Regions from separate parts of the Homo sapiens genome. Here region 1 is linked to region 2. Evidence: read pairs that join two places in POLR2A ChIA-PET (ENCODE). Cell type or tissue: MCF 10A. All regions are shown on one strand. Links, peaks and the distances in the headings refer to the core of each region. The heading gives the core; the rest is flanking DNA. Region 1 overlaps CACNA1S (calcium voltage-gated channel subunit alpha1 S). Region 2 overlaps INAVA (innate immunity activator).

Evidence for each region. Peaks named below come from ENCODE experiments on the same cell type or tissue, not always from the same donor. Only the 100,000 strongest peaks of a DNase experiment are listed, where the experiment ranks them.
Region 1: POLR2A ChIA-PET joins it to region 2 with 5 read pairs; 2 of 35 experiments call an interaction of 5 or more read pairs at or near these places.

What each region holds. Positions count from the first base shown.
Region 1 is chr1:201,053,801-201,062,118 of GRCh38, reverse strand. It overlaps CACNA1S (calcium voltage-gated channel subunit alpha1 S), which reads left to right. Exons shown (of 44, transcript NM_000069.3): 24 at 29-175; 25 at 651-852; 26 at 1,303-1,461; 27 at 2,820-2,930; 28 at 3,628-3,711; 29 at 7,558-7,614. Among named protein-coding and RNA genes, the nearest start is that of KIF21B, 34 kb to the right of the region's middle. RefSeq lists a silencer at 2,811-3,017 and enhancers at 2,429-3,182, 4,512-4,631, 8,145-8,318. In MCF 10A, for the core only: no CTCF peak of the experiment used is centred there; no DNase peak of the experiment used is centred there.
Region 2 is chr1:200,909,596-200,920,933 of GRCh38, reverse strand. It overlaps INAVA (innate immunity activator), which reads right to left. Exons shown (of 10, transcript NM_001142569.3): 9 at 8,797-9,481; 10 at 5,192-7,397. The coding sequence ends at 7,305. Among named protein-coding and RNA genes, the nearest start is that of INAVA, 20 kb to the right of the region's middle. In MCF 10A, for the core only: a CTCF peak has its summit at 4,562 (motif pointing right); a DNase peak (open chromatin) is centred at 7,713.

The DNA.
Region 1 (8,318 bases), core at 1-8,000, 140 kb before region 2:
GTGGAGTGACTGGGCCTCCCTGCCACAGGGGCTACTACTACGTGTACAAGGACGGGGACCCCATGCAGATAGAGCTGCGTCACCGCGAGTGGGTACACAGCGACTTCCACTTCGACAATGTGCTCTCAGCCATGATGTCCCTCTTCACGGTCTCCACCTTCGAGGGATGGCCTCAGTGAGTGATGGCTGGGGCCTAGGTCCCTCATGGACATGGTCAGGTAGGACCAGGCAGCCAGCCTGCCCTTCTGCAGCCCCCACGGTGCTACTGCTACCTGTGGCAGGCGTCCAACAAACCCACCAACTCTCTGATGGTTTGATGGTATGTTGACTGGTCACTCCAAAGTAGGCCTGACCAGGGGTCTCTGACAAAATGCACGCAGTCCCCCATAGGTGTATGCCTCTCTGCCCACAGGGCAGATTGTTAATACTGATTGATTAGGGATAGATGGGGCAACCTCTTGAAAGGCAGGGCCATTCCAGGATTGGGTCTGGTCTTTCCTGGCGCCGACCTAACTCCTGTCCCGTAACTTGATTGTTGAGAAGGCTCTCTTGGCTCTCCACAGCCAGTGGGATAAAGCCCATCCTTCCCAGCCTGACTCTCTGCCTTGTCACCCCACCCAGTCTGTCCTCTCTTCTCTGCCCACCCCCAGGCTGCTGTACAAGGCCATAGACTCCAATGCGGAGGACGTGGGTCCCATCTACAACAACCGTGTGGAGATGGCCATCTTCTTCATCATCTACATCATCCTCATTGCCTTCTTCATGATGAACATCTTTGTGGGCTTCGTCATTGTCACCTTCCAGGAGCAGGGAGAGACTGAGTACAAGAACTGTGAGCTGGACAAGAACCAGGTGCCTGGGCTGCCTGCCAGAGGTGGAGGGCAGAGCTCCAGCAGGCCTCCTGCTGGCCCAAGCCCTAGGTTCAGCCAGGGAAGAGAGGCCTAAGGGTGACCCCAGAACCTGCATTTGATGCCAAGCCCTAGCCTCCATGCACCCTACCCTATCTCCAAACTGAAGCAATACAAGTTGGTAGAGTGGGTCTTCTTGTGGAACCTCATGATGCCCAGAGAAAGGAAGCCCTTCAGACCCACAGTCTAGTCTATAGCACCCATGGGAATGGGCTGTGATAACTCAAGGGGAACCCAAAGCCCAACAGGATTATTCCCCTAAACAGTTCACAGTCCTCAGCCACAGCCCCTGGCCACAGCTGCTCCTGACTTGCCCGTCAATCCCATGGATGTGGGTGTGGAGAGGGAGGGAGGGGCCTCTTGGTGCTGACCTGTCCTGTTGTATGTGTCACAGCGCCAATGTGTACAGTATGCCCTGAAGGCCCGCCCACTGAGGTGCTACATTCCCAAAAACCCATACCAGTACCAGGTGTGGTACATTGTCACCTCCTCCTACTTTGAATACCTGATGTTTGCCCTCATCATGCTCAACACCATCTGCCTCGGCATGCAGGTAAGGGCTCCCCAGGAGAAAAATGTCTGATCAGACTGGGACCTGGGCCTTGGGTAGGGCAGGATGAGTAGGGCAGGATAGCCAGGATTCCCCCCAGTAGACATTTCTTGTGCACTGTGTGCTGAGGTGCTACATGGAATACAGAAGTGAACTGCGCACAGGCCTTGTCACCAGGCACTTATGGTTTATTAAGGAGGTAATTCAAGCATAAAAATAGTACGGTAATTCTGCAAACAGGAGATAGCTACCACAGAAGGAGGAGAAAGTGTGGGAAGTAGAAAGTGCTTTCTCTGTTTTTCTTCTGCTGTTGCAAATCTGGATGGTTGAGTTGGCTGGAATCTTGGCTCTGGTCCCAAGAAAAATGGGTTTAGTATTTGCAAAACAGATGTCTCTCTTGGGAGTTGAGCACCCTTTATAGACAATATCATAATTAGCAGCATCGTTATCAAGCCTCGATTAAGCATCTGATTCCTTAAGCCCTGTATAAATAGGATGGTGTAACTAGGCTCCCTGCTCCTAGAAGCCCAAGACACACCCAATGATAAGAACACACACTGCTAGGTCATGGTGATATGGAAAGACAATCACTGAGCCAGGAGGCCCAGGTCGCAGAGGATCATCAGCACTGGCTTGTGTTTGGGGCTGAGTCAGGCAGCAGAATTGGGCAGTCCTGCCAAGGCAGGGCAGGGTGGAGGCAGCCATCAGATCCTCCCAAACTACCTGGAAGGTTTTGTGGAAGAGGTAGAATTTCATCCACTTTCTAATAAAAGGGTAAGAGATCCCTGGGAAAACTTACAAGGAAGTAGATTTAAGGAGGGTCATAGTGGTAGGTGACAGGGGCCTCACCATCATGCCTCATAATCACTGGGGGTGGTGTGCAGACACAGTAAGCTTGGTGAGCTCTCAGTTTCCCACTAGTAGCCAGTGATAACATGGACTATGGAATCCAGGGGTCTTCTTTCCCAGTCCTGTACCCAAATGACTAAACAGAACCTGTTACAGAGCCCTGCCTGGACGACCTGCCATCCTGGTCCTCCCAAAGCAGATATGTAAATGAGCTTTGGCCTTGCAGCCCTGCATGTAAATGAACGCACTCAGCAGGACTTGGAATTGGAGCCCCTCCCCTTCTGTGTTATCTCTTTTGTGGTGGTGGGGTAGGGGGAGGGTGTTCATAAAATTTGGCGGAACTCAGGGGATTGCTAAAGCAGCTTCTAGTTTTCTGAGCTAAAACAAAGTGAGCAGGGGGCCCAAGAAAGGGTTGGGGGCTTCCCAGGAAGAGGCAGGGGCTCTGGGAATGCAATCTACAGGGTGGGCAAACCCGGCCCCCCTGACCCACTGCTCCTGTGTCCCCTCCACAGCACTACAACCAGTCGGAGCAGATGAACCACATCTCAGACATCCTCAATGTGGCCTTCACTATCATCTTCACCCTGGAGATGATCCTCAAGCTCATGGCCTTCAAGGCCAGGGTGAGTGTGGGGGCCACCGGGCCAGATGAGAAGCTGGGGCTGGTGGGTGGGACCTTCCAGTGGAACATCCACCCCCATCCCTCATCCTATCAGGGCTCCTTTGCCCAGCACTTCTGCTCCCAACTTGCTCACCCCTTTGCCCACTTCCACCTTCAGACACAGGGCAGGCAGATCTTCATGCAGCCAGAATTGACAATGACAGAAAGACTCTGGGCGCCTCTTCCTTGGAGCTTCTCTTACATTCTCGCCTGCTCTGAAGTTTCTGAAGAACAGTCCCAGGGCTGGGGGAAAATCTTGCCTTGTCTCTTTCGTTCTCAAGTCCATTGCCATGGTTCCCAGCACAGCCCTGTCAGTTCCGCACTGTCAAGCCCCAGATAGGATGTTCAGTGGGGTTCAGGGGATGAAAGAGATCTCTATCTGGACCAGGACCCCAAATCCTGAGTTCCCAACAATTCTCCCCTCCCCCCCACCACTACTTTCTGCTCTGGAGGAAGGGAACTAAAGAGCAAAGGGGAGAGGAGTGTTGGAGTTGGGGGAGCCCACTGGAGCACCAGTGGGAGGTGGAGTCATGGGCACCCCACCTTGGCCTAACCCGCAGCTCCGCATTAGCTCGGGTGGGACACTGTCCTCTGCCAGCAGCCAGAGCTCCTTCCTCCCAAAGCTCACCCCCTCGCTTTCCCATCCTTTTCCTTCCCAGGGCTACTTTGGAGACCCCTGGAATGTGTTTGACTTCCTGATTGTCATTGGCAGCATCATTGATGTCATCCTCAGTGAGATCGACGTGAGTATCAGGCAGGCAGAGCCATCACTAGGGTGGGCCCAAGAGCATGTGTTCAATCCACAGATATTTGTGGGGTGCCCACTGTGTGTACAACATGGAACCCCAGGGGTTAAAAAGATGGAATGACAAGTCACGGCTTCTGCCCTCAAGGAACTATCATCCTGCTGGGCAGAGAGGTAACTCAGATACCAGGGGGACACAATGGGTGTACCTACTACACTATCAAAGGCAAGAGCTGTAACGGAAAGGAAAGTCGTCTCTGGGTGGGGTGGTCAGAGAAGGCTTCATGGAGGTGGTGCCATCTGCCTGAAGGAAAGGGAGGTGGTGACTGGAGCTGGAGAGGAGAGCAAGCACCTCAGGCAGGGCTACTGTAGGAGAGGCACAGCGCAGGAAATGCAAAGAAGGTTCAGGGCATGCTGAGTGGTCCAGTTTATTGGAAGCATAAGAACATGCAGAGAAGAGAACAGAGAGGGCAAGGCTGGAGAGCTAAGCGGTGAGAGTGGGCTTCAGCTTTATGGAGCAGGCAGTGGGAAGTCACTAAAGGTTTTTAAACAGGGCAGTGGGAGGATTAGAGTCCTACTTCTTTTTTAAAAAATATGTTTTTGAAATATAGAGATGGAGTCTCCTCGTGTTGCCCAGGCTGGTCTCCAAGTCCTGGGCTCAAGTGATCCACCTGCCTCAGCCTCCCAAAGTGCTGGGATTACAGGTGTGAGCCACCGCGCTGAGCCCTTAGAGCCCTGCTTCTAAAAAGCTAACCTGGAGATGAGCAACAGGAAGTGAGGATGACTAAAATTAAGAGACCCAGTTAGAAGACTCACTCATTTATTTCTCAAATATGTACTGAGTACCTCCCATGTGCCAGGCATGATTCTTGCTGCCTGAGATACAGCAGTGAACAAAATTGTGGAACAAACTGGCAATAAATAAATCAATCTCTAATATGACAGGTATGACAAGTACATAGTATTATACAGAAACATAAAGGGAGTTAGAGGCTTAGAGTGGAAGAGAATGGGAGGGTGGTGTCCATATGACACTGGAGCAGAGGCCTGAAGAAAGCAAGGGCATGAGCCATGCCAGAACGGGGGCCAGAGTGTTGGCAGAACACGACAGCAGTGCAAAGGCCCTGCAGCAGGATGGTGCTTGCTGAGTTTGAGGAAGAGCAGGAGGCCCTTGTAGCTGGAGGAGAGAGTGGTGGAGATGAGGTAAGAGAGAGAAGGCAGGGGCCAGATCATCTAGGCCCTTGAAGGCCATGGTTATGATCTTGGATTTTATTCTGAGGGAGATGAGAACCCTTTGGAGGGTTTAAGTGTGAACAGACTTTAGTTCTAAAACAATCACTGTGGCTGCTGTGTTGCGAACAAACTAAACTGTAGGGGACAAGAGGGCTGACCCAGCGAGAGCAGTCAGGGGGTTCCCGCAGTGATCCAGGTGAGAGGCGATGGGGGCCGGGGCTGGCTGTGGAGGCTGTGAGAAGGGATCAGTGTCTGGATCTATTTTGAAGGTTGAGCTGACAGGAAGGCTCCCAGAATCTGGACCAAGGGGATGAGGGTTTGGAGGTGGAATGAGAAACAGCAGCAGGACCTGCCTTATGAAGGGGATGAAAGGAGCAGGGAGGCAGTTCCAGCCAGAGAGGTCCACATTCAAGACCTTAGAAGCCGATCCCTCCAGAGGCTGCCTTGCCAGGGGTCTGTAGCTGAAGGTTGCTGCAACGAAGGAGGGTGGAGAAGATCCGAGAGTCAGAGGCCAAAATCAAAAAACAGTTGCCCAAGTGGCATCCTGGGAGGGACACAGTGGAAAAGAGAGAAAGATGAGCATTCTTCTTTCTGAGCCATGGTGGGATGTCACCCAAGGGCTGGCTGATCTGACCACGAGGGATCCCAGCAGGGGACTGGTCCCAAAGCTAGGGGCTCACCCATGCATAGGGCTTTCTTCTGAACTGCCCACTGCTCAACAGAAAGCCCTTAGGCTGTGCCAGCCTGTGGGGTGAACCTTAGGGTGAGTTGGGTATAGGGGTGGAAGGATCAGCACTGGGGATGCCTGAGGTGGGGTGTGGGTGAGAGGAATGGCTGAGGAAAAGTCTGGAGTCTCTGAGGAAGGAGCCCTCAGCTGAGGCTGAGCTCTGGCAGGGAGTAGGGACTTGGCTGTCACATCGTCTGTCTGATGTGCTAGGGGAGGGCCAGGGTGGGAACCCTGTTCACCCTCCATGCACAGAACAGACGGTGACAGACAACCCCATCTGCTCAGATCCCCTGGGGGCGCTGAGCTAGCGAGGGGCAGGGTGGGCTCTGAGCAAAACCAGTGTGTGTGTGTGTGTGTGTGTGTGTGTGTGTGTGTCTGTCTGTCTGTCTGTCTGTGTGTGTGTGTTGTGTATTTCCATCCACACTCAGTTTTTGCTGGGAAATAGTATCCCAAAAGCCTCCATGGTTTGACAGCAGCACTTCTCACCAGCACAGCCAGAACAGAGAAATCTAAACAGCCAAAATAAACAGCCCAAACTAAAAATAGTTACTTCTTAAAATCTGAGGTCTGTGTAGCGGAAGCCTGGATATATCAAAACAGTGTCTTTGGTGGTGGAGGCCAGGAGGGTGTCACTGGTTTTTATTTGATTTTTAGCAGATGTCCCTTACCAGTAGTGTTTGCTTAAAGTCACGTGAAGATTGATTTACATACCTGATGTACAAACCAGGGAAAGGACTAGGGGAGCACATTGGTTAGAACTTTCTGCAAGGACAGAAATGGTCTGCCCTGTCCAATAGAGTAGCCACTAGCCACACATGTCTACTTGTCACTGGAAAGGTGGCTAGAGGAACTGAGGAACCAAATTTCTGGTTTTATTCAATTTTCATTGTAATTCAAATAGTCACATGTGGCTAATGGCTACCATATTGGATAGCACAGGTATAGAACACTGGTCGTCATCCTTGCTTGCATATGAGAATCACCTGGGGTGCATTTAAACTTCTGAAGCCAGGCCCCATCCCCTAGAAGCTGACTTAATTGACCTAAGTGCAGACCCAGCAAAGGTATATGTGTTTTTCGAGTTCTTCAGGTGATTCTGACATACAGCCAGGGTGGAGAACCAGTGGTCCAGGGAAAATCTGCCCCAGGGAAAATCTGTTGTTTAATGAGAAGACCAGTATGCCAGGGATCAGTCTACCTGTGGATAATTGGAAGATAAAACAATGACTTCTTTTGACCCAGGGCTGCAGAACAAGGGCTTCTCATGAAGTGTGGCCCAAGGGAGTAAACAGGAAGAAATTGCTCCCACACACCTACCCACCTGCTCTTCAAGAGCCCGAATACTGAGATAGAAGCCTTGGTCCCAGGTCCAGTCCTGGACAGAGAAACATCTGCTGTGGGGATTTCAGACTCCCCCAGAGGAGCTGTGCCCCTGGGAGATGGGACTTCCACAGGGGCCCGGACCCTGGCCTCAGGGCACTATGGATGTGAATCCATTTACAATGAGCAGGCATCTTCCAATGCGCCTTCATTAGGGACGTCCCCAGCATCACATAACCCAAACACATAAGAAAAACCCAAACCCTTGCCACCCGTAGCTGCATCTCCAAAATGAGAAGGGATCTGTCTGTGTCCAGCCTTCCCTCCCCTTCTTATTTCCTTGTCCCCCACCTCTTGCCTCACAGTTCCCACAGAGCTTCAGTCCTCACTCCCACCCACCCCGCCCCTGATTGGCAGCCATGTGGGGTCTTTAGCCCCTGCCTCTTTTTCTCTTTAACTCTTCTGTGTGTCTGTCCTTTCTGACACGTCTCTTCACCTCCCTCCCACATGTCCCTCCTCCTCTCTCTCCTCTCCTTCCCCTCCCTTCGTCTCTTTTCTCCACAGACTTTCCTGGCCTCCAGCGGGGGACTGTATTGCCTGGGTGGAGGCTGCGGGAACGTTGTAATTTCAGGCTGCACGAGCCTGCCTGGCACGCTCACCAGCTCCTGCCCTGCCACTTGCATGCATGGGCCTGGCTGCGTGGATTGCATGGGGTGGATCAGCACTCAGGGCTCCCTCCCCAGGGCAGGCCCTGCTGAGGACCCAGGCTAGGCTCGGGTGGGGGCAGAGGCTCTGCAGTCAAGTGTGCATGGATATAGCGGCTTCCTCAGAGCCCTGGGAGATGGAGTGCGGGTTCTCTCTGGCACCCTCTATGCAGATGGAAACACAGTCCAGAGAGAACTGTGATCGCTGGCAAAGGACCTTAGTGACAGTTCATTGGGCACAAGGCCTTTGAGGACACAGGAAGCAGAGCAGGGGCAGCTCTCCCCTTCCAGAGTATTTCGTGTATCTAAGGCTGGCACAAGATTAGAGGCTTGCCTGGCTTAGAACAGCCGTGTGCAGGGTGGGAGTGATGGGGAGTAGCCACATTGAGTTTGTGGCAATAGAGCAGCCAAGCTTTGGGAAATCTTTGCACTGGGAGGACGCCAGGGGAGGAGCCCTAGGAGGGCCACCAGGGTCCTCGACTCAGTGGCAGCTTGAGGAGATTGTGAGATGTGCAGCAGGTCCCAGAGGGCAGGCAGTGGGCCTGGGTGCAGCCACACCCCAGGGCAAATCCCTGCCACTGCTCCCAAGTGTGGGCTTCACCACGCTGCCTGGTGCCCCAC
Region 2 (11,338 bases), core at 3,315-11,314:
ACAGGCAGCACCTGAGACCTACACCCCACCCCTGCTCCTCACACCCAGCCCAGATTCCCATCAACTAGGCCAAAGGATGGATTGCTCACTTGATTTTCTCAGTGCAATGTCCCTGTCCCCAGGACTGCTGCTCACCAATGTCTGGCCACCTGTGTAGGGCTCTGGAGGACAGTGGGGCTAAGGATCTCTGACAAAGATCCTTCCTACAGGAAGGGAACTGCAAGATCTAAGCCCTAGACACCCTGTCCAGTGGCCTAGCCACCAAAGATCTGCCCAGTCACGAGGCAACAATGGGCTGAGTATCTGGTGGCTTCCAAGCCAGGGCTGGTACTCAAAACCCAAGGAGGCATAAGCCCTCTTATTTTTTTCTACTTTCCGCCTCAGTTCACACAAAGGTCCAGAGAACTTTCTTACCATATGTTCTTCTTCTAGAAAGTCCACTATGAACTCATAGGCTTCTCTTTCTGATTGGCGCAATCCTGAAAAGGGATGTAGTTGGGGGAGTTTAGCTGATTCCACCAGATGGAACAGGAAGCCAGAGTCATCCTCCCCCTCCCTTCCTGCCCACCAAGAAGGCCCAGAAGCTACCAGGGTCCCCAGAACCAGCTTCTCTAGGCCAATGGAAGCCAAAGTGGAAAGGCCATCATGTGGGGATTAGATAAGAGATTTTCAGCCGGGTGCAGTGGCTCATGCCTGTAATCCCAGCACTTTGGGAGGCCGAGGTGGGTGGATCACCCAAGGTCAGGAGTTCGAGACCAGCCTGGCCAACATGGTTAAACCCCATCTCTACTAAAAATAAAAAATTAGCCGAGTGTGGTGGCATGCACCTGTAGTCCTAGCTACTCAGGAGGCTGAGGCAGGAGAACAGGAGAATCGCTTGAACCCAGGAAGCAGAGGTTGCAGTGAGCCAAGATCGCACTACTGCACTCCAGCCTGGGCAACAGAGTGAGACTCCATCTCCAAAAAAAAAAGAAAGAAAGAAAGAAAAGAAAAAAAAGACTTTCTGCATCAGGTATGGCCCAATGGCCCGGGATGGAAAAACAATTGGGAGGAGACCTTTAAGTCACTCCCAGTGGCCACAAATTTCTAGGGCTGTCCTAGACTGACTTTGAAAGTTTTGATTGCGAATGGACTTGAAACCCCAAGTCAGCCTGGGAGGCTTCTTTGCCAACTAGACTGGCACAGCCTTCAGGGCATGCCTCTCTGAGCCTGAGGGTTGAGGCCAGGAATACAGCCTGTTTGCCCCAAGTGAAGTCGGGAGAAGGTAAAGCAAGAGGAAGGAGCTGGTGACACCACTGGGCTCCAAAGCAGCATGGGACACAGGCCTGAGTTCAAGTTGCTGCTGCCCTCTCACACTGCCCTGCAAGAAAAGCCTCTCAGAATAGGACTTGGACCCAAAGCACGGGAGCTGCACACAATGACCCTGGCACCAAACTGCATGAGTTCCAAGTTCAGCTCCTCTGCTTCATCAGCTCTGTGATCTCCAGCAAATTAAACTCTGTCAACTTTACCTTCCCCATCTGTATGACAGGGAAGATGATACTATCTGTTATTATTTGAGGATTAAATGAACAATGAGTCTTAATACATGTAAGAAGTGACCTTGAGCAAACTAAAATCCCCCAAGCTTCAGTTCTGACATCTTAACCTGGGGATGATCATCACAGTATCTATTATTGTTGTGGATTTAAATAAATTAATATGTGAAAAAAAATTAGAATGCTTCCTGGCATATAGTAGGAAATCAATGAGTGCATTCTTTAGCATACATTTATTGAGCACCTACTATGTAAAAGGACTCTCCTAGACACATCAGGGAACAAAAGAGACAATAATCTTTGCTGTCACAGAGCTTCTTACACACCAGGGAGTTCCTTCATAGGAACTACCCTTCTAAAAGAATTTTTATTTTGTATTTGCCCATTTGGGTTTGTATATACACAGAGGTCAAAGAAAATCTCATTGAATTTAAGTGGGCTTGAAGAACGTGAATGGCAAGCCATTTATATATCTGGTAAGAAAGCATTCTAAGCCAAGGCAACAGCAAGTGTGAAGGCCCAGAGGCAGGATCGTGCCTGGAAAGCTCAAGGAACAGCAAGGAAGCCTGGGTGTCTGGAATGGGAGGAGCAGGGAAGAGTGGTGGGAGGTGAAGGTAAAGCAGTAATGGGGCAGATCATGAGGGACTCGTAGCTTATTGTAAAGACAATTGGCTCTGGGGACAGGAGCCCTGGGCAGGTTTTGAATAAAAGTGGTCTGACTTTGATTAACAACAGCACTCTGGCTGTTCAGCTGAGAATAGATCAGGAGTAGAGGTGGAGAATGGCATGGGGTGTGGGCAGAAGCAAGAGACCAACTGGGAGGTTATGACAATAATACAGAGGTGAGACGGTGGTTCACACCAAGGGAGGTGGTTAGATGCAAATGATCAGATTCTGTATCCATGTTGAGGGTAGAACCAATAGGAATAGTTGATGGCTAGATGTGAGTATGAGAGAGAGAAGTCAAGAATTTTGGCCTTGAGACACTGGAAAGATTGAGTTCCCATTAACTGATGTGGGGAACAGAACAAATTTGCAGTTGGGAATAAAGTTAAGAGTTCAGTTTGGAATATATTAATTTTGAGATGTCTACTAGGCATCAAAGTGGAGATATCAATAGGCAGTCGGATGTAAGAGCCTGGAATTCCAGAACTGCAGATCTGGACTGCAGATACCAATTTGGGAATTGTTGGCATGTAGATGTTATCTAAAGATTTCTCTGCCTGGGTGCAGTGGCTCATGCCTGTAATCCTAGCACTTTGGTAGGCCAAAGTAGGAGAATCACTTAAGCCCAGGAGTTCGAGAACAGCCTGGGCAACATAGTGAGACCTCATCTCTACAAATAACCAAAAATTAGCTGGACATGGTGGCACGCACCTGTACTCCCAGCTACTTGGGAGGCTGAGGTGGGAGGACTGCTTGAGCCCAGGTCATACCTCTGCAGAGAGGTATGATGGTGCCACTGCGTTCTAGCCTGGGTGACAGAATGCGACCATGTCTCAAAAGAAAAAAAAATTATATATATATATATATATATATATATATATAGAGAGAGAGAGAGAGAGAGAGAGAGAGAGAGAGAGAGAGCGTTCTGGCTCTCCTGAACAGCTGTCAGCTAGAGGAGGTGTCACTGAAAGTCTCAGGCAATGTCTTGTTCCTGGCTCAGCTCCAGGCTTCTCAGGGAGGCAGGCCTGAAAAAGCACAGGCATGCAGAGACTAGAGCTGTGACAGGGGTAGCCAGAAGTGGGCAGATGTGTGCCCATTAGGTACACCTCAAGCGAGGGCTTGTGCAATCACCACCACTTCTGAGCACCCACAGTTAATTGAGAGACAGAACCAACTGCTCACCCGGTAAGCTGGACTTCCAAGAGATTTGTAATGTCGATGGTTCAAAGGTTACTCTGTTTGGTTTTCGCTTGTTAGAACTCGGATTCATCTGTACACTTGGGGCAGCAGCCTGCAGCTTGCGATGAGAACAGTGGGCAGGCCTGGTGTAAGATACTCCTTCCTAGGGATACAGCCTCTGCACTCACTCCAGGGGGAAGCTGCAGGAGGCAGACCCTGCCCATTTACCACAAAAGGAATTGGTTGAGTAGGGCCAGTGCCGGGTTCCAGGGTCAGCTTCCCATTTCTTCCCCATGGGAAGATTCGGGACCCTCTGAAGGGCCCTGGTCCCTCCTGATTTGCCTAGTAGTCTTCCATTCTGGGATCTTCCAGCATAGAGAATCTCAGACTCACAGGTGGGCTCCTAGGTCACAGTGGCCATCCCTCTGCCTCCAGGCCAAATTGCCTCTGGGAGTCTTGCTGCTAAAATCCCGAGGTCCCCTCTTCCCAGAGGCTTCTGTCCCCACCCCCTAATTCATAACCTTACTTCTGCCCTATGGTAGGGGAGCTAAGAGCCCCCACATGTCTGCCCCTCCCAGACATGGCCCAGGGAAGCCTGCTGGTGGACCAGGAAGAAACTGCTGTGCAACCTGGTTCTCTCACCGCCCTGCACTTCGGGTCCCCAAACGGGCGCGTCCCATCGCTCACTGCCTTAAAGGGCCTTGCTCTGCCCCTGTGTCCGTCTCTTTTGTATCCCCCCTCTTAGCTGGTCTCTGTCCTGTTGTTGGGAGCTGCCCCTTGGACAGGTCATCCCCTGGGAACTTGCTCACCCTGTTTTCCCCGGGCCTAACTCACCATCGTCTAAAATACAGAATCCAGCGCCCCATTCCCCACAAATAATAGGTCGAAGCGCTCAGGTCTGAGATCAGGATACCCCACAACTTCTCCAGAGACCCTGGAGCCGTCTCCCCTCCCCTACCTTCCCCAAGAATGGAGTGCCCCAGACCCCTGAGGCCCACAGATCCCCGCGGCCCCCAGGGCCGCACCCAGGCAAGGCTGGAGGCGCCCCTTGGGCAGCGAGGGCCGGGGCCCTTCCCCGCCCCTTCCTTGGCTGTGGAGGGAACTGGCGGGAAGGGGGACCCCTTTACCTGACACGCCGGCGCCTCAGGTCCGGGCACAGCCTCTCCAGGGGGCGCTGTGCTCCGGGGCCCTGGAGCGGTCCCTGCAGGGCAAGCACGGAAGTGTCCAAGGTGGCGCTCCCCGCCCCTGGCCTCAGTGGGACCCCAGGCAGCGGAGGGGCTGTGGGCACTCTTGCCGATGGGGGAGGGGCCTGCGGAGAGCCCCGCCTCCTCACCACCCCAAGGAGGGGTCCCAGTCTTCCAGGTATGGGGAAGGGGCTGTTTCTCATGAGCCTGGGCTCCGGGCAGTCAAAGCTCCAGGAATGGCTTGGAGGCGCTGAGCCACCCATCTCTACCCTCTGCCTGGCCAGTGCCCTGTCCTTGGGGAAGTGACTCCCACAGGCCAGCTCCTCAAGCTGAAGAGGCTGTAAGGAGCCTTGACAGGGGTTGTGCTGGCTTCCACCCTGCCCCGGAAGCAGAGAATCTGAGAGCCTCCCTCTACCACCCAACCCATCACACCAGCTCCCCAGGGACCTGGCCAGACCAGCTGGAGGGGCCGGGCAACTTGGCCACCTTGGCGGGCAGCCCAGGGGGCCGGGCTCAGCCTCTGCTCGGGGAAACCTGGCGCGCGCGCGCGCGCACACACACACACACACACACACACACACACACCAAAAAATAAAAATAAATAAAAATAAAAAATCCCTCATCCCCAGCTCAGCCAATCACAAAAAACAGACTTTATTGAAGTATTTAGCACTAAACCCCACACAATTCCAGCTCTGTAGCTGAGGACACAGCCACTTGGCAATGGCACCAGGTGTTATACAAGACCAATAAGTTAATGTAAAGGACGCTTAGGTGTGGAGGGCCAGTGCTCAGCCGTCTCCTGGCTCAGAACAAGGCACTCTGGGCTCCAGTTAGGACACTGAGAGGCCAGGGAAACCAACATGCCCTGGAGAAAGGGGCTTAGAGACAAACCGGAAAAGCACAGCATCCAAGCAGGGTATTCACGCATGGGGGGCAGAGTAGGCCCAAAAGTTGGGGGTTGCTGATGCGGTAAGAGCACAGTGAGAGAAATGCCAGGTGCATCCCTTCAGCCTCCTGCATCCTCCCCCAGGTTCCTTTGATGGGCCATCCTGGGTCTTCCCTTGGCACCCTTGTGCAATCGGCTACATCGTTTTCTTTCCAGTAGAGAGAACTGTGCCTCTTCTAGGTCAGACACCAGAGTTCTTGGAACCTTCTGCTATATTCACAGTCTGTTCCAGTCCAGGTAACATGGGGGCAGAGAGTTCTGCACAGGTGAAGTCAGAACTCAGCTCTCCCTACCTCTCCTAGCCTCAATTCAGTTGCTTTCTCATTGAAGCAGGTCCCCTGACCTGGAAGCAAAGAAGGCCCTAGGATGAGAACCCAGGGACAGCTGGGTGGTCTTAGCACAGGCAGCTTCCAGACTTGCTCCAGTCGCTGCAGCTGGGACAATTAATGAATGCCCCCAAAGAAAATTCAGCATCTCATCAGCCCTTGGGAGTGAGTATGTCCATGTTTGTATAAATAACCACCTTCTCAGAGCAGAAGCATAGCTGGTGGGGGGAGTAGGAACTGTGACTCCCTCTCCCAACCAGAACATGCCACAAAAGTGGTGCCTTTCCAAAACCACTTGTAAAGTATTGGTTTTTGGGACTATGATGAAAAAACGTTAGAAGGGCCAGGTGCGGTGGCTCATGCCTGTAATCCCAGCACTTTGAAAGGCCAAGGCAGGTGGATCACTTGAGGTCAGGAGTTCGAGACCAGCCTGGCCAACATGATGAAACCCCATCTCTACTAAAAATAAAAAATTAGCAGGCATGGTGGTGCTTGCCTGTAATCCCAGCTACTCGGAAGGCTGAGGCAGGAGATTCGCTTGAACCCGGGAGACGGGGGTTGCAGTGAGCCGAAATCTTGCTACAGCATTCCAGCCTGGGCGACAGAGCGAGACTCCATCTCAAAAACAAACAAAATGTTAGAAGGAGCAGTGGGGCTGCAAGCCCTTGAGATGCCCAGAGGTAGCTGTCAAAGGGTGGCTGCTGTCCACTAACCACAAGCATGGACCAGCCCCCAGCCAGACCCCCTGAGGCTACAAACTGTGATGCCACTGACTCAAAGCTCAGGGGTCTGGGAGCCCACAGGGCATAGACAGGGTATAGTGACTGGGTCCCTAAAGAGGATTTAGGGGGTCAGGAAAATAGCAGGGTCTAGCAAGACAATACACCACCGGGATATACTGACCTTTGACCTACCACTTGGTGTGTGCATCACAGAGCACATTAGAAAAGGGGGAAGAGATTCTCCCCCAGCCCAGGCTGGGGTACCCAGAGACCTGGGAAATGGGGGAGAGTCATGTGCATGAGTATGTACCATGTCCAGCCTCCAGCAATAGTGGGACAGGAGGGCCAGGGGCAGTTCCCCAGGGAATTTCTTAGAACCAGAGCACAGAGCGTTGGAGAACTCCCAAGGTGGCTCACTCTGCTTCACTCGTCCCCTGCCACTTGTCTTATATAAGGAGATAGAGGCTGTCAGTCAGACAGGCAAGGCCTTAAGTCCAGTAGGCCAAACTCTGGGGGATAAAACATAATCATATCACAGGGGTATTGAGGACAATCCACATATATAAATCCTTAGGTCAGGGCTTCTGAAAAAAGTCGTGTAAAAAAAAAATAATAAAAGGTCTCAGCTCCAGGTCATCGGCCTGCGATGGGGATGGGGGAGCTGAAAGAGGCACTCAGGGGTGGGGGGGTCTCAGCCCAGCCCCTCTATGAAACAGTTTTTTCCAGCGTGGGGCGCAGAGTTACACCTGGCTGATGATCTCTCCTTTTTCAGGTACAAAGACTTGCACAGGGGCCCCATCAGGCGATCTCCGCAGCACACAAACTGTGGGCACCTGCCAGGGTCAGGAAGAAAGGACAGGTGGGTAAATGAACCAGGCAGAAAAGCGGGGACAGCAGGCACAGTTACACCATCCTTATCCCTTAGGGACACTGACCAGCAGAAGCAGCAGCAGCAGCAGGCCCTGGCACTCAGCCCCTTCCTCCCAGGATGCTCTCTGTTCTTCAGGGACCCCCTTTACACATTTTCCTCCATGTTCTTTTGGGGTGTGACAGGCGCCCTGACCTCCTCCTCCCCCACCTTTCCTGGGCTCACTTCTCATCACCCTCCCTGTCTGGCACGTTGGGATGGGCTGGGTCTATCCAGCCAAGGACAGGCCCAAGCGCGCAGAAAGGGAAAAGCACGTCAGCTGGAGGGCGCGGCCTCGGACCGGGGCCAGGGTGCTGCCAGGCCCAGGATGCCAGCTGCAGTCCAAAGAACCGTGGGTGGGGGAGGGACACGCAGCTGGGTCTGCTGGGAATCTGGGGTCTCAAAGAAGCAGCTTGTTGGTAACTTCTGGAGCACATCACCTGCAGAGCCCTCCGTACCAGGGAGAAAGAATAAAGAAAGGATTCCTGTGTGTGGCTCCCCACTTCCAGAATGAAGAAATAGGGGCCAAGGAAACCAAGGCTGCCACCCTACCCAGTGTCAGGGTGCTCTATCCTATATACTACCCTCCAGCCTGCTCCCTGGCCTCTGTGGCCCCAGATGATAATAATATCACATATCTAGCGCTTACCATGCATTGCTCTAATCATTTCAGCCTCTTGGCAGCCCTATGAGATAGGTACTCTACTACTCTCATTTCACAGGGGAGGAAACACTAGGTCCAAAGGGGTTAAGTAACTTGCCCAATCATACAGCTCGTAAGTGGCAGAACTGGGATTTGAACCTGGTGGTCTAGCTTGAGGGTGGGTGCTCTTAACTCTGATGCCACCCTTCTTCTCGGCTTGGTGGTGAGGAGGGGTGTCAGGGAGGATGCTGATGCCCAGAAAATCACAGGTTCTGGCTTCTGCAACTCATTTCCTACTCTCCCTTTGTCCTAGACCTTCAAATGGAAATCTGAGGGGCTGATTTGGACTGGACTTTTGATTATGAAGAGGCTTATCTGCTTTGTGCATCATCATTTAGGGAGAGAAAAAGTCTCAGCTATCTTCGGGGATCATCTCCACCAGTGTATATGCTCTTGAGCTAGACATGGCAGGCAAAATTAGGAGGTGCCCCAGGGAAGCCAAGAGTGCCTTCCAAAGCCAAGAGGAAATGATTTTTTGGCCTGTTCTTCCTAGACGGGGATTACCCGGCCACTAGGTTGCTGCTTTGATGCCTCTGTACCCTTGGACATACTAGAATTGCAGCCCCTCCCCAACAAAACAGCCCTCCTGCCTGGCCCCGGGGTCCCTCCAGAGCAGCCGTACCTGTGCCCGGGGTCCCAGGGCTCGTCCGAAGCCCTCTCTCCCAAGGGGCAGGCTCCTGACCCGGAAAGCTCCTTGGCGGTCCAGTGAGTGGGGGCGGGTGCTCCGGAGGCGTGCACGCTCGTGCCACCACTTGAGCTCCTCGGACACGGCGGCCTTGCTGAGCCCCCGGCCTGCCGGGCTGTCCTTCAGGGAGGGCGTCCGCACGATGCGGCTGCGGGAGGGCACCAGACGCTGGTAGCGCAGGGGAGTGCCCTCCTCCTCGTAAGCAGGGCCCGGGGCTGCGCGGCGCAGCTCCCACTCGCCAGGCGGCAGGGGGCTCTCAGCCACCACCACGTACCGCCCCGCCGGGAAATAGCCAGGCGGCAGCAGTAGCTTGGGGTGGTGGGCGACCAGCTCTCTGCTGCCGGCTGGGACCCAGGCCCCGCGGTGACGATGGGTCTTGGGAGGGGAGAGAGGCTGCAGAAAGGAGATGTCGGGGCTGCTGCTGCCCGGCGAAGTGGGGTGGGAGATGCTGGAGACGTCAGAGCCACTGTCTTCTGAGCAGGAGTGGCAGGCGGCGTGGGGCAGCGGGGGCTTGGTCGCGGGAAAGCAGGAATCTGGCACTGTCACCGTGTAGTGAGTGGGGCGGCGGCGGGGAAAGGCGCTGCGACCTCGGCCCTCAGGACCCGCCCGGAAGGAATCCACCCTGAAGAGGGAAAGAGAGGCATTCTGAGTGTGGGGGGCAGAAACTCCACACTGGGGTTGGGGCGGGAGGTGGAGTTAAAACAGGTGAGTCCTGCTCTACCTCAAGGCCCAAGCATGGCCCTCGTGCAAGGGTCTTAGGTCAAGTCTCCCAAAGCAAACCAACAAACCCTCTGCCGGGCTGCGTGGGTGCCAACGCATTCCTTCCCTGTGTGCAAAAGTGTTCCTGCTGCATTCACAAGCTTGTGATTCGTGTAAAGTGTGCTACATCAAGTAGCACATTAAGTACTTTTTTTAAAGTACTACATTAAGTACTTTTTTTAAAGTACTACATTAAGTACTTTTTTAAAGTACTACATTAAGTACTTTTTTTAAAGTACTACATTAACTACTTTTTTTAAAGTACTACATTAACTACTTTTTTTAAAGTACTACATTAAGTACTTTCAGCTTAGGTACACCGTGTCCAGTGGCAGATCATCCACAGCATCTGTTCGGTAGGCACTGCCAGGTACCTTACTTGAACGTGTAAAAGCTGTCATGTGGTACCCAGAGCAGTTACCTGCAGCCCAAGACCGGCAGGGGCTGAAATCCAGCCTTCACTTCACTCTACTAATGCACCCAGGTATGGGGCTGTGTCTGCCTTTTCCTAATTTGCACAAAGGCATGGTTTGTAAAATGGCCCTCGTAGCATGTAAAATATAAAATCTATTGCTGTGTGGTGGCGGACGCCTGTAATCCTAGCTACTCAGGAGGCTGAGGCAGGAGAATCGCTTGAACCTGAGAGGCGGAGGTTGCAGTGAGCAAAGATTGCGCCACTATACTCTAGGCTGGATGACAGAGCAAGACTCTGCCTCAAAAAAAATTTAAAAATTAAACAAAATCCATTGCTTTACTTGAGAGCAGTTGTCCCAAGCTGCCCCCAGTTCAGTGCTGCCTGACCAGCCAATTTAAGCTGATGGAGAATTCAGCAGTGCTTTCATGGTGCCCCAGTCCCCATATGGTATGGCCAATACTGCCTGTCAACGCTTAGCCATTTAAACTATTACCAAGTAGCAGATGACTTAGAAAGTAACATACAGTCAATTCTCATTATTTGCAGATTCAGTATTTGTAATTTTCCTAGTTGCTAAACTTTATTTTTAATCCCCAAAGCAATATACACAGTGCTTTCATGGTCATTCTTGGACACTGCAGAAAAGTGACAAATTTGAGTCTCTTTAAGTTCTGAGGTTAAACGAGGCCATGTTCTGCCCTCATGTTTCAGTTCTCATGCTGTAAGTGCACAGTGTCCTTTTTGTGGCATATTTATGTACTGTGTGTGTTTTTGCTTTGATTAGTGATTCTGCTGTTTAAAATGCCCCCAAATACAGTGCCAAAGTGCTGTCTACTGTTCCTCCCTAAGGCATACTGGGAAAAGGCTGTGGTGTGCCTTGTGGAGAAAATATGTGTGCTAGGTAAGCTTCATCTGGGTATGAGTTACAGTGCTGTTGGCCATGAGTTAATGAATCAACAACCCATATTAAGTAAGGTGTCCTTAAGCAGAAACTCACATAACATAAGGTTATATATTAATCAGTTGATGCAAAATGTCGTGACCAAAGGCTCACGGGAACCTAACCCTATATTTCCCCAGGGGCAAGGGTTCAGTATTTGCTAATTCAGGATTTGCGTCAATTTTACTTTATAGAACATAACTACCACAGATAATGAGAATCAACTGTGCATCAATTGAAAAAGTGAGTTGCCTATTGTCAGTGACCAATAATAATCTACCAGCACAAGGAAACATGGCAAGGGTAGAAAATTTGAATCAAGTTATGCAAAAAGACAAAACTAGAGTCTTTGGAAGAAAACCACT